Regions from separate parts of the Homo sapiens genome. Here regions 1 and 2 are each linked to region 3. The links are chromatin contacts, found by Hi-C or POLR2A ChIA-PET in ENCODE. All regions are on one chromosome and are shown on one strand. Each heading gives the region's core, a stretch centred on a gene start or an enhancer-like site at or near the end of the contact. The rest is flanking DNA. Distances are from core to core; before and after follow the strand shown. Region 1 holds the start of TMEM192 (transmembrane protein 192). Region 2 holds the start of MIR4453HG (MIR4453 host gene). Region 3 holds the start of ETFDH (electron transfer flavoprotein dehydrogenase).

Region 1 (4,337 bases), core at 1,838-4,337, 6.4 Mb before region 3:
CTGGCCAACATGGTGAAACGCTGTCTCTACTAAAAATGCAAAAATTAGCCAGGCATGGTGGCTGACGCCTGTAATCTCAGCTACTTGGGAGGCTGAGGCAGGAGAATGACTTGAATCTGGGAGGCAGAGGTTGCACTGAGCCAAGATCACGCCATTGCACACCAGCCTGAGCGACAAGAGTGAAACTCTATCTCAAAACAAAACAAAACAAAACAAAAGGAAAGAAAATTTCTGTAAAAGGGAAACTAAAACTTCCCCACCTCAGCCTCCAAAGTAGCTGCTACTACAGGTGCACGTCACCACACCTAGCTAATGTTCTAATCTTTTGTAGAGACAGAGACTCACCATGTTGCCCAGGCTAGTCCCGTACTCCAGGCACCAAACAATCCTCCTGCCTTGGTGTCTCAACATGCTAGGGGCCATAGGCATGAGCCACCTTGCCCAGTCAGCTCCTAAGAACTTAAGCTAAGTGCCCAATATCACATGCTTGGTAAGATGCAGAACTCAAACCTCCATGACTAATTCTGGAGCCCTGGTCTTAACCAGTGTGCTGTCCCTGTGAAAGTACATGTCTTGGCTAGGTGCAGTGGCTCACACCTGTAATCCCTGTACTTTGGGAGACTGAGGCGGGAGGGTGGCTTGAGACCAGGAGTTTTGAGACCAGCGTGGGCAACATAACAAAGTCCCATCTTCACAAAAAGAAAAATCTTAAAAATAAGCCTGGTATGGATGTGTGAACATATAGTCCCAGATGCTTGGGAGGCTGAAGAGGGAGGATTGTTTGAGCCCAGGAGGTTGAGGCTGCAGTGAGCTATGATAGCGCCCCTGTGCTCCAGCCTGGTTAACAGAGTGAGATCCTGTGTCGAAAACAACAACAGAAAAGCATGTCTTGACATAATAATGAAATGAAATGTGTGAACCTTGATTGGATTCTGGTTACTGAAAAAGAAAAAACAGCAGCTGGGCCAGGCACAGTGGTGTATGCCTGTTATCCAAGCTACTTGGGAGGCTGAGGTGGGAGGATTGCTTGAACTCAGGAGTGTGAATCCAGCCTGGGCAACATAGCAAGACTCCATCTCAAAAACAAAACAAAACAAAATAAAACAAAAAAAGCAGCTAAAAAAGACATTTTGGAAACAACTTAGAAAATTTTTGCCATAGATTGGTTATTAGTAAACATGGAATTACTATTAGTTGTGTGTAATATTGATATTGTGGTTATGAAAGAAAATATAAAATATCCTTATTTTAGGCAACAAAGTATCTAGGAATGAAGCTTCATATTGTCTTCAATTTACTTTCAAGTAGTTCAGTTAAAAAATGGCCAGGCACGGTGGCTCACACCTGTAATCCCAGCACTTTGGGAGGCCAAGGCAGGCGGATCACAAGGTCAGGAGATCGAGACCATCCTGGCTAACACAGTGAAACCCCGTCTCTACTAAAAATACAAAAATTAGCTGGGTGTGGTGGCGGGCGCCTGTAGTCCCAGACCCTGGGGAGCCTGAGGCAGGAGAATGGCGTGAACCCGGGACGCGGAGCTTGCAGTGAGCCGAGATCGCGCCACTGCACTCCATCCAGCCTGGCGACAGAGCGGGACTCCATCTCAAAAAAAAAAAAAAAAAAAAAAGTATGTGAACACACACACCCACACACAGAGCAACCAAGACAAAAAATGAACAACTAATGAATCAAGTGTGAGGGGTACATGGATGTTCATTGTATTAATCTTTCAACATTTCTGTAGGCTTGAAAATTTTCAAAATAAAATGCAGAGAAGAAAATTTGCACGTCTAGAAAAGGCTTGTGATAAATAATTCATAGAATCTCAGGATTATGAGACCAGCCTGGGCAACATAGTGAGACCTTGTCTCTACGAGAAAAAAAAGAAAAAGAAAAAAGAAGATCACGTGGAGTCTTACACCATCTCTTCCTTCACTAACATTTGCGTAGTTTTATCTCACACATCCTAAACTGGATCACACTATACTCAATGTACAAATAAGCATTAGAATGTATGAAAGTGGGCAAGACGCGGTGGCTAAACTTGTAATCCCAGCACTTTGGGAGGCCGAGGCGGGCGAGTCACCTGACCTCAGGAGTTCCAGACCAGCCTGACCAACATGGCTAAACCCTGTCTCTACTAAAATACAAAAATAGCCAGGCTTGGTGGCACGCGCCTGTAATCCTAGCTACTCAGGGGGCTGAGGCAGGAGAATGGCTTGAACCTGGGAGCCGAGATTGCACCACTGCATTCCAGCCTGGGCGACAGAGCGAGACTCCGTCTCCGCCGCCCCACCAAAAAAATGTATGAGTGTATATATTCTAACTGATATCAAAGTTCTCTCCGGGAGCTGGTAACAGAAAATTTCTTTCCTTGTTTGCTTACATTTTTACAATCATGAGCTTTTTAGAAAATGTCATTGAAGTTTTTTCTCTTTTTGAAATTCAATTTTAAAAGAAACAAGGGCCCAGTGGCTCACGCCTGTAATCTCAGTACTTTGAGAGGCTGAGGTGGGAGAACTGGCCAGGAGGCCAAGAATTCGAGGCTGCAGTGAGCCGAGGTCGTGCTAGGGCACTCCAGCGTGGGCGACAGAGCGAGACTCTGTCTTAATAAACGAACGCCGTAAGCATTCCGAACTGCTTTGTTTCCCATTGGAGAAATCTGTAAATATGTCATGGAAATTGGAATCTTTATTCTGCTCCTGTCCCTCTGCTGGCGGAGTAGGATTTTACCGCTGGTTCTACCTAGGCGTAGAGCTGTGTCTGCAAACAACCAGGCAAGACCGAAAAAAGTTAATGTTCTTAAAATATGCAAGTGGAGCCCGAAAATAGTTAAATTCTTGGACTAGGAAGGCATCCTTAAATGCTCAAGTCTCTGGGTAAGAGCGCACCGAGGGGCTGCGGCCAGAAGCCCCAGGAACCGAGGTGGTTCAGGCGGTAGCCACCGCCCACAGTCCAGGTCTTCTGGGCCGGCACACCCCTCCCACCATCTCAGCCAATCGGAGCTAAGGGGGCGGGGATCGGGCCAGCCGGAGGCGGGGCGGACGCAGGAGGGGGTGTGTCTGGGGAGGGGCCTGGCAGGTCCCAGAAGGTGGCGAGTTTCGCGGCCAGAGGCTTACAGGTCCAGGTGGAGAGGCCGGGCTGGCCAGGGCTTCGGCCTCCGGCGTCGGGAAATGGCGGCGGGGGGCAGGATGGAGGACGTGAGTGCACGGAGGCGGCGGGCGGTTGGCCCCGGAATCCGCTTTTTCTTGTGCCGGGGCGCACGGGGCGGAGACTCAGAGAGGGAAGCCACCCTTGGCGACTGCGGCCGCGGCCGAAGGGGGCGCCGCCTGTGCCCGGGGAGGCCTGGGCGCGGGGCTTTGGGAGGGCTCCAGGCGGCTGTGGGATCCGCGACACGTTGGCTCCGGGCTAATTTTCCCAGTGGAGGCTGGGGTGGGCTCCTGGGCGGTGGGCGCGCGGCCCCCGGGGGTCCCAGGCTGGCGCCCAGCCCACGTGCGGGGTACGTCTTTGATCCCGGAACTGGCAGCTTCACGTGATGCGCGCCTGGCCTGACAGCCCTTCCTCCCCGCGAGTCTCCGGGAGCCGGGCCGATGGGTTCCGCTCGGACGTCCCAGGGGCACAGGGGGCGAATCTCCCTTCCTGGTGAGGTCCCTTGCCTTGGCTCTAGAGGCTGTGGACTTGGAGTGACAACGACGCTCGGGCCGGGCGCCAGCGTCCCGCAGACCTGTCGCTATCATGGCCTGGAAACCCACACGAGAGAAAAAGTGTCATGTGTTGTTTTGAATCTAGCATGGTAGGAATACAAAGGTTTTTAAATCTTTGATAGATTCAAACCAGATTACCAAAACAAAAACAAAAACAAAAAAACAAAAAACCAGTGGCCTAGTTTACAGCGTGTATAGTACAGAATGGTAGCATAATTACAAAAATCTTATTTCTTTGCTTCAGTATCGTAAGGTGTTTTTAGGAGAAACATGTATGTATGCTGAGAGTTAACTGGATTTTCCACTGGCAAGTAATAAAATTTTTGCTCTTGAGAAATGCAAAGTTGACAGTTACTGTAAAGCACTAATTTGGGTTAATAAATTAGTAGGAATATTACTGTGATCCTATCACTGAATGAACTGCATCAGGAAAAGGAAGAGAAACATGAAACAGTTCCAGCATTACGGTAGCTTAGATTCTTGTGCAGTAACCAGTTAAATAATCTTGATGAAATAAAGACCAAACAATTTCTAATGAAACTAAAATTTTCTATTTTTTCCAGTTGAGAAAATGGAAAATTAACTGTAAGACCTGTAAGTAGATTTGAGACTCATATATATTTAAAGCAAAAT
Region 2 (4,754 bases), core at 1,697-4,196, 6.1 Mb after region 3:
ATACATATTACACTCCCAGGTATATGTTATACAGAAACTGACGTAGATGTGATGGAATACATATATGAAGAATGTTCACATTAGCATTTATAACAATCCTAAACTGGAAACAACCCAGATGTCCATCAGCAATAGAATGGCTAAACATATTGTCACATATTGTTATAATGGGACACTGTAATATGCAGCAATGAAAATGCACAAATTACAGCTATAGGAACAACCTGAACAACATATGAATTAAAAACAATGTTGAGCAAAAGCAGCAAGAACAACAGATTACATATTATATTGTTCCAGTTACATAAAGTTCAAAAGAAAGAGTGAGACTAAACAATATATTGTTTAGGGATGCATGCTTGCGACAAAGCGACAAAGAAAAGCAGGGAAATGATTATCACAAATGTTAGAATAATGACTACACTTAGGAGGGAGGGAAAGAGTTGTGTTCGGGAAGGTCATGGCAGGGAGGGGAACTTCTGAGTTGCTGGAAATATTCCATTTCTTGACCTGGTTGATTGGTTACATGGTGGTTTCCTTTATAATCACTTATACTATATAATTGCTTTATGTATTTAAACTATATTTCACAATAAAAATGTTAAAATTAATATAGATAGTATTTCTGGAAAGCAAAATTTTGCCAGATAATTTAGCTTACACAATCTTTGACAGTAAAAGCCACTGATATGGAATAACGAAACACTGATTAGTTTCTTGTAAGAGCTCACTTTCAAGTGTAGAGGTCAAAAACCTTATAAGAGTCTCCGTTTTTCTATATTTTAACACAGTATTTAGATCCTTATCTTAAATTGATGAACCAGGGAAGTAACTATTAGCTAAAACTTCAGATTTTTTGGAATTTTTAATTAACTAGCTGTTTTCTCCTCTGGATTAATAAGCAATACAAGGAACTAAAGAGATGCAGACCAAGTTGGAAATGTATGAACTTCCTTCTCTCCAGTCTCCAGTTCCAGCTGTTTCCTCCTGTTATCAAGCTGGGTGCTGAGGTGGGTATCTAGCCCAGTAAGCTTAGTGTGCTGTTATTAAATACTTTCTAAGTAAGTGGCTCAGGCTCTCCTGAGTGCCCTTCTGTTCCTCAGCACTGAGGTTGTAAGGTGGAGCCACTGACAATGAAAACAGAAGATCACGCTGCTGAAAAACCCTATGTGGTACACACTTAACTGGAGGTGTTCTCTGCTGGGCTGCAGAACTCTGATGTTTGCACTCTTTTCCTTCAAAGCCTACAAAGGTTAAACTCTCTGAGGTGTTTAGCTTCACAAAATCCCCTAAATCTGTGTGTTTTACTCCTTTAATTTCCACCATTCCCCTGTTGTAAGATAGGAAGAGGGGGAAAAACAAAAAATATTTATTTTGTAGCCATGTGAGACCATCACTTGTTGGTCTGATTACCTGTGAGTCTTATTTGGAAGGCTGTAGCAGGGGATTGGTCACGTAAAGACAGAAAAATCCAGGGTAATTTAAGCAGGATATTTAACCTGGCTCTTGGAACTTCAGGTCAAGGGCAGTAGGGTCAGGTGCTAGTCTGTGAGTCTCTCCTTGGTTTTGCCACATCCTCCTTTGCCCCTCTCACCACCTTTCCCGCAGCATTTTAATGAACACGAGCCCTTGGATTTACCCAGTTAAAAGTTTCCTTAGTTTACTGTTTGCAGATGGTAGTGGCAGTAGTGGGAGAAACCCAGAGCTTCCCACATTTGTCTATAATACACTTGCTCCTACCTTACCCCCTCCTCCAGGTGGAAAGACTTGTAAAATCCATTACTACTGCTTCCCAAGGAGGTAGAGTGTACTAGGGTCCAGGGACAGAATTGTGGAATCTGCTTTCATCATTGCTGCTGCTTTAATCTTTTTCTCATACTATTCACTGAAGACAGATTTCTGAGGATTCTGGTCCTTTTATCTTAAATTTGTTTTCCTAGAGAACTACACTTTAAACTTCATGAGTTTCTACTTAACTTTCCTTTCCAGGATAACATCTGTAGGAAAAGCTGCATAATAGTAATAACACTTATTTTAGAAAGAAAATAACCTTTGAGTCAGACCTGAAACAGGCCAACATTTCTTGATGACAACGTACACTGATGAACCAAGACCAGAAGCTCTCGAAAGCTCCAAACCGTAAGAAAGAACCATTCGTAAAAGTGAGGGACTATTAAATTCTTCCCCTGACAGTCAAAAATCCTTCAGCAATCTCCCAGAGGATGGCTCCCTTCCAATCCTCCCTTCCCGCCGCCCTAACAATCTGCGCGAGGATGGGTCCCTTCCCTTGCTCGGCATTTCGTCTCCTTTTCCACTAAAGACTCAGGTTGTGACTCTGTACTCAAGCCGCACCCCTGTTTCCTTTCATGGCTAGGGGGAGGGGAGGAATGTATTACAACTCATTTTTACAATGCACTGCAGTTTACAAAGCGCTTGCACTTCCACCATATCCTCTGAGCTTCACGAGTGCCACGTGAGAGAGGCATTCATTCATTCATTCATTCATCAAACATTTGCTCGGCCCGACCACACGTTATCCAACGCTGGGTCTCACCCCACGCCACGGGAAGGGTGGGGCGCTCTCTCCCTGGAGCAGGTGCAGATCAGGCTGTAGGGTAACTCCTCGATCAGTCCGGCTTTTCGAGGGTCTGTTTGGGGCCAAATGCCTCACCTTCGGGTGGTGCGCGCAGCTGCCTGAAGACGCGGCCTGGGCCTCCTCCTTCCTCCCAAAGGAGCAGTCCCCACCTGCCCCGAAGGAAACCGCTACAGACCAAGCTCTCCAGGCCGCCCTCGGGTCAGGGGTAAGATCGGGCGGCAGCTTAGGCTCGACTCGGCTCCTCCCCTTCCTCTCTTCAGTTCTGACGCGGCCGTAGAGGCGGCAGCGGCGGTGGCGGCTGCGAGTCCCGCGGCCCGAGGCGCACCCACCCGCTCGCCGATCCCCACTTCCTCTTCCCTTGGAGCGTCATCAGAGCGCGCCAGAGGCGCCCAGGGCGGGGTGGCTGGAAGGGGGAAAAAGGCCAGCGGAGGAAGCCTCAGAGCGGAAAGAAGAGGGAGGGGGAAGAGAGCGGTTGCTAGGTGACTTGCGTCATCGGCAGGCGCCGCTCTCCTCCCGCCCCTCTCTCTGGAGTGAGGCGAGAGCCCCGCACAGAGCGAGGGAGACAGCGAGCTGAGCTCCGGGCGCTGCCGCTGCCGCTGCCGCCGCCGCCGCCGCTGAGACTGAGAGCGAAGGAGCATCCGAGAGATCCAGTCCCCCTGCACTGGCCGCCGCCGAGACCTTCGCTCTCACCTGGGCCAGCGGGAGCCGCGGCCGCACTCCTTTCCCCCCCTCACCTTCCCGGCCGGCAGCGGCGGCTGCACACGCCGGAGCCGGAGCCAGAGCCGGAGCCCGAGCCTGAGCCGGAGCCGGCGGCTTGGGGGGCAGGGAGGCGGCTACCACGGGCCGGGAGTGGGTAGCTGCTCCGCGGTGAGAGAACGCTGAGGAGGCGCCAGAGCTTCTGCCTCGTCCCGTGGGGCGTGGGGCGAGACCCCCAAGGTGTAGGGAGGGGGGTCCCAGCCGCAGCGACACATGCGGGAGCCGGGAGCGGGGGCGGCGCCGAGCGGAGCCGGCCGGGTCCCTCGCCTTGCCGCCGACTCGGCCACCCGCCCGGGGCCGTAGCATCTTGCCCCGGAGTGTATGAACCGGGGCCCCAACCAAGCTCGGCAACCACCCCCCGGCCGGGGGGGCGGGGACCCCGATGTGAAGCGGCGGCTGGGGCGGCGGAGAGAACAGGACCGACGCCGCCGTCCTTTCCTCACCTTCCCCCTCCCCTCAGCCCCCTCCGGGGGTCTTCTCCCTTGGCCAGTCGCCGGCCCCCCGGCTCCTTGGCTGGACTCCGGGAGGAGTTCCTAGAGCCCCCCTCCCCCGCCCCAGTCCCGAGGGCGGCGGGGCCGGGGGGGACCCGGGGGGCCGGCCGCAGCCTCCACCCAGAGGAAACTTTACAAAAACAAAATCCGGAGTCTCCCAAACCTGACTGTCCCGGGAGAAGTGGCCCTGGACGGGCAGAAGCCGCAGCCTGAAAAGACCCAGGAAGAGGAAAAGAGGAGGTAAGCGGGGCCGCCGCCTCCCCTCCCCTGGCAGCGCGGAAGAGACCCGGGTTGCCGCCTGGTTTAGCGACACGAGCACCGCTTCTTCCTCAGTACCGCGCCGGAGCCTTCCGCAGCTGCCGCTTCAGTCCGAAGGAGGAAGGGAACCAACCCACTTTCTCGGCGCCGCGGCTCTTTTCTAAAAGTGTGAGTGGCCCCGGGAGAGGGAATTGAGGGGGAGAAAGTGGGAGGATGCCGGCGCTTCCTCCTGGAGTTTTGCTGATGTTCTCCAGTAGTGTTGGGAGTCTATCAATGAGGGAGTCTAGCTTTATTCACGGAGGGGGGAAGGTGTTAGGGAGGCCTGTATTTTGTAACTTTTTAGCTCTTTGTACGAGTAATGCAAGTATGCAGGTTTCTGTCGGAGGAGTCTTTTCTCCAAAGTGAATACTCGCACCTTTCTGGCCAGCAGTTGGCAAAGGGAAATTGAGGAAGCCAGAGCATATGTGCGCACAGAGGCCATCTGTATCTGTAACCTTTTCCTGGTACTGTGGGTGTGTGCGGTGTACTTTTTGTTTCGGGGGTACTCTCATATAGGTTCCCGAATGAGAACTACTTAACCTGTGGACCCCTGAAAGTAAAATTCCTTTTTTAAAAAACAACAACAAACCTGTTTTGAGAGAGGTTCATTTCAG
Region 3 (4,901 bases), core at 974-3,473:
GACCAGCCTGGCCAACATGGCAAAACCCCGTCTCTACTAAAAATACAAAATTAGGCATGGTGGTGGGCACCTGTGATCCCAGGTACTACGGAAGCTCAGGCACGAGAATCACTTGAACCCGGGAGGCAGAGGTTGCAGTGAGCTGAGATTACATCACTGCCCTCCAGCCTGGTCAACAGAGCAAGACTGTGTCAAAAAAACCCCAAAAAACAAAAAAACTATATTGGCAACACTTTTTAAGCCTTAGATAACTATTCACCTATCCTCAATTTTGGAAAAAAAAAAGTATATTAAATACATAAAGATATTCTAGAACTCAGTTCAAGAGTTCAAATACACTATAACGAATATTTAAAATATTTAGTTTTCAATGCATTGTAGTTTAGTGCATAGAAGTTATTTACTTCTGAAAACTGATGACTGACATATGACAAACTATTTCTACTGCTTGTATAGCTACTGATTTTCTTGAGAATATTTGGAACTGTGTAGTCTGAATTTCTCCAAAGGATTGGAAAAAAAAGTCACAACCTTTACCCCTTTTCTGAAAACACATCTGATATCTCACTTTAGAGATTGGAATATTCAGTCTCCGTGGTTGAGAAGAGAAGTCACAAAGTCCACTGAACTCATAGCATCACCATATCAAAGTCACACTGATGGCACATTGGTGTCTACCTCTTTCATGCCAGCAGGCTACGAAAATGGCAATGAATTGCCATCCAAAGAAAACAGAAATGGTAGTGGAATTTGGTTAGCACTGGGCCCAAGGCTGATTGCATCTAAATTAGGCTCTAAGGCAGATAGCATCTGACTACTTTAACGTTCCAAACACCATCTTATCCATACATTAAGTGCAGCAAAAAATGCATGGGTGACATGAAATTTAAACAAAGTTCTAATTTCTTAATATATGGAAGCCAAATTTAACAAAATTCTACTTTCATGAAATTTCATAAGAATATCCTTGAATTTGGAATATTTAGACTTAATGATTCTATCACCAAAACTTAAGTAAACTAAAGATTTAAAAAAATTAAGCCAGTTATGACAGAATATGAGATCCTTTAGGGAACTTTTCTGTTTGAATTAACGACAACAACAAAAATTTAAGTAAAACTTTAAAAAGACCATCCAACTTCATCTGTCACGATGGTTCACAGAATACCCATAACACGATAAAGCCCTTAGAGTTAATTTAATTTAATTTTTTTTTGAGACGGAGTCTGGCTCTTTCACCTAGGCTGGAGTGCAGTGGTGCGATCTCAGCTCACTGCAACCTCCACCTCCGGGTTCAAGTGATTCTCCTACCTAAGCCTCCTGAGTAGCTGGGATTACAGGAGTGGGCCACAACGCCCAGCTAATTTTTGTATTTTTAGTAGAGATGGGGTTTCACAATGTTGGCCAGGCTGGTCTTGAACTCCTGACCTCAGGTGATCCATCCGCCTCAGCCTCCCAGAGTGCTGGGATTACAGGCTTGAGCCACCACGCCCAGCCCTTAATTTTAGACAACGCAGAAAAACTGGCTCCAGATACACTTGGGTGACTTGGTCAACATATGAATGTTAACCATGATGTGACAGATCAGACTTCAATTTCTTTAGACTGAACTAGAATGGCTCCGAAGACGAAAGTCAGGTCAGGACCAGGGAGAAAAACTGGGCAAATACGATTTTTTTTTTTCCATTTCCAACAGAGGTTTGAAGATTAGAACCAGGATTTGGGAAGCCTCAGTTCAGGAGTCCACCGAGGTGTGTGTGTGTTGACAGGTGGTGGTGATGCCGAGGGCGTGTTGACAAGTTTTCCCCGCCCTTGACCTTTAGCCTAGATATTAATTCTACCAACTGGGGCAACCCCAGAGGGAGGAAGCCAGGGTCCCCCAACAGGCTGACAGCGCGTGACCTTTGCCCTAGATAGCCTGAGAAAGCTGATGAGAGAAGGGGCGAGAGGTGCCTACAGCCCCCAGGACCGGCCTTGTCCCTTTTGCCCTAACTCCTCCACTTATCCCCACCGCCCGTTTCCTCTCACCCAGGCAGGACAGCTTGGCTAGCGGCACCAGCATGTTCAAAGTCACCAGGACTCTCGGTCGGACACAACAGGAGGACTGTCCGCTGCTCGCGGCGGGCGCTGGACCTCTAGGCCGCGGGGGGCGCCATCACCTGCCGGAAAGCAAGAACTCTGCTGCAGTTCGCCTCCCCGCTCTGCCGACCGCTCTTGCTTCACGGCGTTCCCACCTCCTTCTCGCTCTGCGCCGGCGCCATGGATGACGCAACGGCCAGCCGAGGCTTCCGGGTCATGTACCAAACCAGGGAAAGATAAGGGACTCCAAGTCCCAGCCGGGGAGCGGTGAAACAGCCACAGCGCGGCCAGAGGGGTCCGCGAATCCCACAGCACGACGCACGCGCAGTGAAAGGCAGTAGAAGGCGGGGCGACGCACACGGCTTCCTGGGAGGTGTAGTTTTCTCTACGAGTGCCCTTCGAGATCGATTGGAGGCTCGCGCAGGAGCCGTGAGTTGCCTAAGGTGAATTGACTCATATGATTGGCTGTCCCGAAAAATGAAACGTCTTTGTGGTCCGGGGCTGAGACCCACGAGGAGACTGGGCGGGATTTCTGGCGTTAGGAGGCGGGGCCTTTCGGCTTTGGGCGCGAGTGGTTAAAAGACAGTTGGTGTCGGTTCGGCTTCTCGGGTCGGATTCCGCGGTCCCAACCCTTCCCCATGGCCGACCCTGAGGAGTTGCAGGTTTCTTCGCCGCCCCCGCCGCCTCCCTCTTCTCCCTCCTCTTCAGACGCCTCTGCAGCATCTTCCCCGGGCGGCCCAGTGAGTTTGGGCTGGCCAGTTCCGAGCAGGAGCAGCGGCCCAACGGTGGACCAGCTGGAGGAAGTGGAGCTGCAGATCGGAGACGTGAGTGTGGTGTCGGGACCGCGTCCCCCCTCGGCGCCTCTGGGAAGACCGGCGGCGGCGGGGCTCGCGAGGCTAGGGAATCGGTCCCCCAACCCCCATGACCCGGGACGACCGGCCCTTCTGCGCCCCAGAGCGTGCGGGCGGGAAGCGGGGGGGATGCCAGCAGCTAAAGTGCCACCCCTCTCTGAGGGTTCCCCCTTTAGATTTAGTGGTGAGGAGTCTTAAGGGGTTTTCCTTCCACCCGCCCCACCCCTCACTGGTTTCTTTTTGTCTCGCCTTCTGGTTTCAATCATCCGCAGTAACCCGAAGCCACGCAGCTCTGCGCTGCCTGTTGCTGGCTCTCTGCCTCCTCCTTTCCCATCGGAGAATAGTTTTCATTGCATGGGTTTCGGAGAATAGTTTTCACTGCATGAGTTTGCTGGCTTTCTGTGGGTACTTGAGATCAGGCTGTGATTTCTTTCCATGGGACTTAGAGCCTGCTGTTCTAGTTGGCCACCTGCCCAGGGACAGCTGATAATGCCATTGTCTGCCCCAGGCCTGCTTAGCGCTGGACCCAGCTTGAAGGGTTTAGGTCACGTGGATTGGCTTCTTTGACGGTTTAGTTCAGGACTCCTCCCTTTGTATGATTGCTAGAATGCATACTTAGGATAGTTTCTGTTAAATCTCGAATCCCCAGAAACTAGCACCCCACCTCCCAACCGTAACTCACACACCACTGGAGGGGAGAAGACAGGGAAGGGGAGTTTTATGTTCTCTTGAGTGGGTCAAGTGGAATGAGGTATGTAGAGTGTAACCTGGGAGAGTTCTGTGGCCTGACCTTTCCTGCAGATTGGAAACTAGGGGATGAACTAGATTATCTCATTGCTCCGCAAGTATTTTTTTTTAAGGATGACTAGAGTGCTTAACCAGCTTTTATTTTTGCAGAACAAACTGATTGCAAGTAAATATGTAGAATGAAGTGCTAATGTGTTATTGAGGAACACTGTTTTATTTTATATCATTGGTGAAGAAAACGTTTGGCTGAAAAGTGAATTTTCCACCAGGAGCTGAGTGTTTTCTGCATTTGTGTGTGATTTTTTAATGTTATTTGTCAGAGCTCAGAGTTTCTGTTCTTTGATCTATACATTTTCATTGTTTAAAGTGTTCACAGGTCAATGCCCATGTTACCCAAATAGCAGTAAGAATTATTTATGATGAAATCTCTCAGATATATCTGGCGCTTAGTGTCAAGGGGTCCAAGTCATCTTGTTGAGCTGAGACTCTAGTGTATTTTCATAGAAAACAGCAATCCTGGGCCAAGCACGGTGGCTCACGCCTGTAATCCCAGCACTTTGGGAGGCTGAGGCAGGCGGATCACCTGAGGTCAGGAGTTCGAGACCAGCGTGACCAACATGGAGAAACCCTGTTTCTACTAAAAATACAAAATTAGCTGTGCGTGGTGGCGCATGACTGTAATCCCAGCTACTAAGGAGGCTGAGGCAGGAGAATCACTTGAACCCGGGAGGCGGAGGTTGCAGTGAACCAAGATCGCGCCATTGCACTCCAGCCTGGGAAACGAGCGAAACTCCGTCTCAAAAAAAAAAAAAAAAAAAGAAAACAACTATACTGATTTGTCATATCTCAGACATAATGGATATTTTTCTAGCAGACCTGTTTCTTCAAAGTCTACTCAATATTAAAGAATTTCTTAGGTTCCGTGAAAGAGCCAGTGCTGTAGTTTGAAAACTGATTACTTTGAAAGAAAATAACATGGGCATTGGATTCAAAGCCTTAAGCTATTTTCAGCCTGCTTATAAAATGAGATGAGAATTTTAAAAATAAAATTATGTTTGACTTTTTTTTTTTAGGCAGCCTTTTCATTAACCAAACTTCTTGAAGCCACATCTGCAGTATCAGCTCAAGTGGAAGAACTTGCCTTCAAATGTACAGAAAATGCACGTTTCCTTAAAACGTGGCGGGACCTCTTGAAAGAAGGCTATGATTCTTTGAAACCTGATG

The links. A loop is a pair of places that touch in the nucleus more often than their neighbours do. ChIA-PET counts read pairs that join two places held with the same protein, here RNA polymerase II (POLR2A). Pooled maps may share reads with other maps.
Region 1: a map of B cell shows a loop between it and region 3 (15-fold over the local background). The contact joins the promoter of TMEM192 here to the promoter of ETFDH in region 3. A Hi-C loop is called at or near these places in 1 of 168 maps with a recorded cell type or tissue (B cell), 1 of 37 single-sample maps with no recorded cell type and 8 of 50 pooled maps.
Region 2: a loop to region 3 is called in a map of CD8-positive, alpha-beta T cell, with 19 times the contacts of the local background. The contact joins the promoter of MIR4453HG here to the promoter of ETFDH in region 3. A Hi-C loop is called at or near these places in 3 of 168 maps with a recorded cell type or tissue (CD8-positive, alpha-beta T cell and naive thymus-derived CD4-positive, alpha-beta T cell) and 8 of 50 pooled maps. POLR2A ChIA-PET finds 5 or more read pairs at or near these places in 1 of 52 experiments (OCI-LY7).

What each region holds. Positions count from the first base shown.
Region 1 is chr4:165,111,610-165,115,946 of GRCh38, reverse strand. TMEM192 (transmembrane protein 192) reads left to right here and starts at 3,087. Exons shown (of 6, transcript NM_001100389.2): 1 at 3,087-3,200. The coding sequence starts at 3,174. RefSeq lists enhancers at 2,732-2,791, 3,572-3,811 and silencers at 2,915-3,113, 3,282-3,541.
Region 2 is chr4:152,534,456-152,539,209 of GRCh38, reverse strand. It overlaps MIR4453HG (MIR4453 host gene), which reads right to left and starts at 2,946. Exons shown (of 1, transcript NR_033797.2): 1 at 1-2,946. It overlaps FBXW7 (F-box and WD repeat domain containing 7), which reads left to right and starts at 3,118. Exons shown (of 14, transcript NM_001349798.2): 1 at 3,118-4,083; 2 at 4,177-4,269. MIR4453 (microRNA 4453) reads right to left here and starts at 2,782; the gene lies at 2,694-2,782. RefSeq lists enhancers at 2,823-3,182, 2,888-3,423, 4,673-4,754 and a silencer at 3,293-4,082.
Region 3 is chr4:158,669,618-158,674,518 of GRCh38, reverse strand. ETFDH (electron transfer flavoprotein dehydrogenase) reads right to left here and starts at 2,223. Exons shown (of 13, transcript NM_004453.4): 1 at 2,029-2,223. The coding sequence starts at 2,062. It overlaps C4orf46 (chromosome 4 open reading frame 46), which reads left to right and starts at 2,632. Exons shown (of 2, transcript NM_001008393.4): 1 at 2,632-2,903; 2 at 4,751-4,901. The coding sequence starts at 2,718. RefSeq lists enhancers at 1,875-2,376, 1,978-2,537, 2,380-3,016, 3,017-3,653 and a silencer at 2,958-3,027.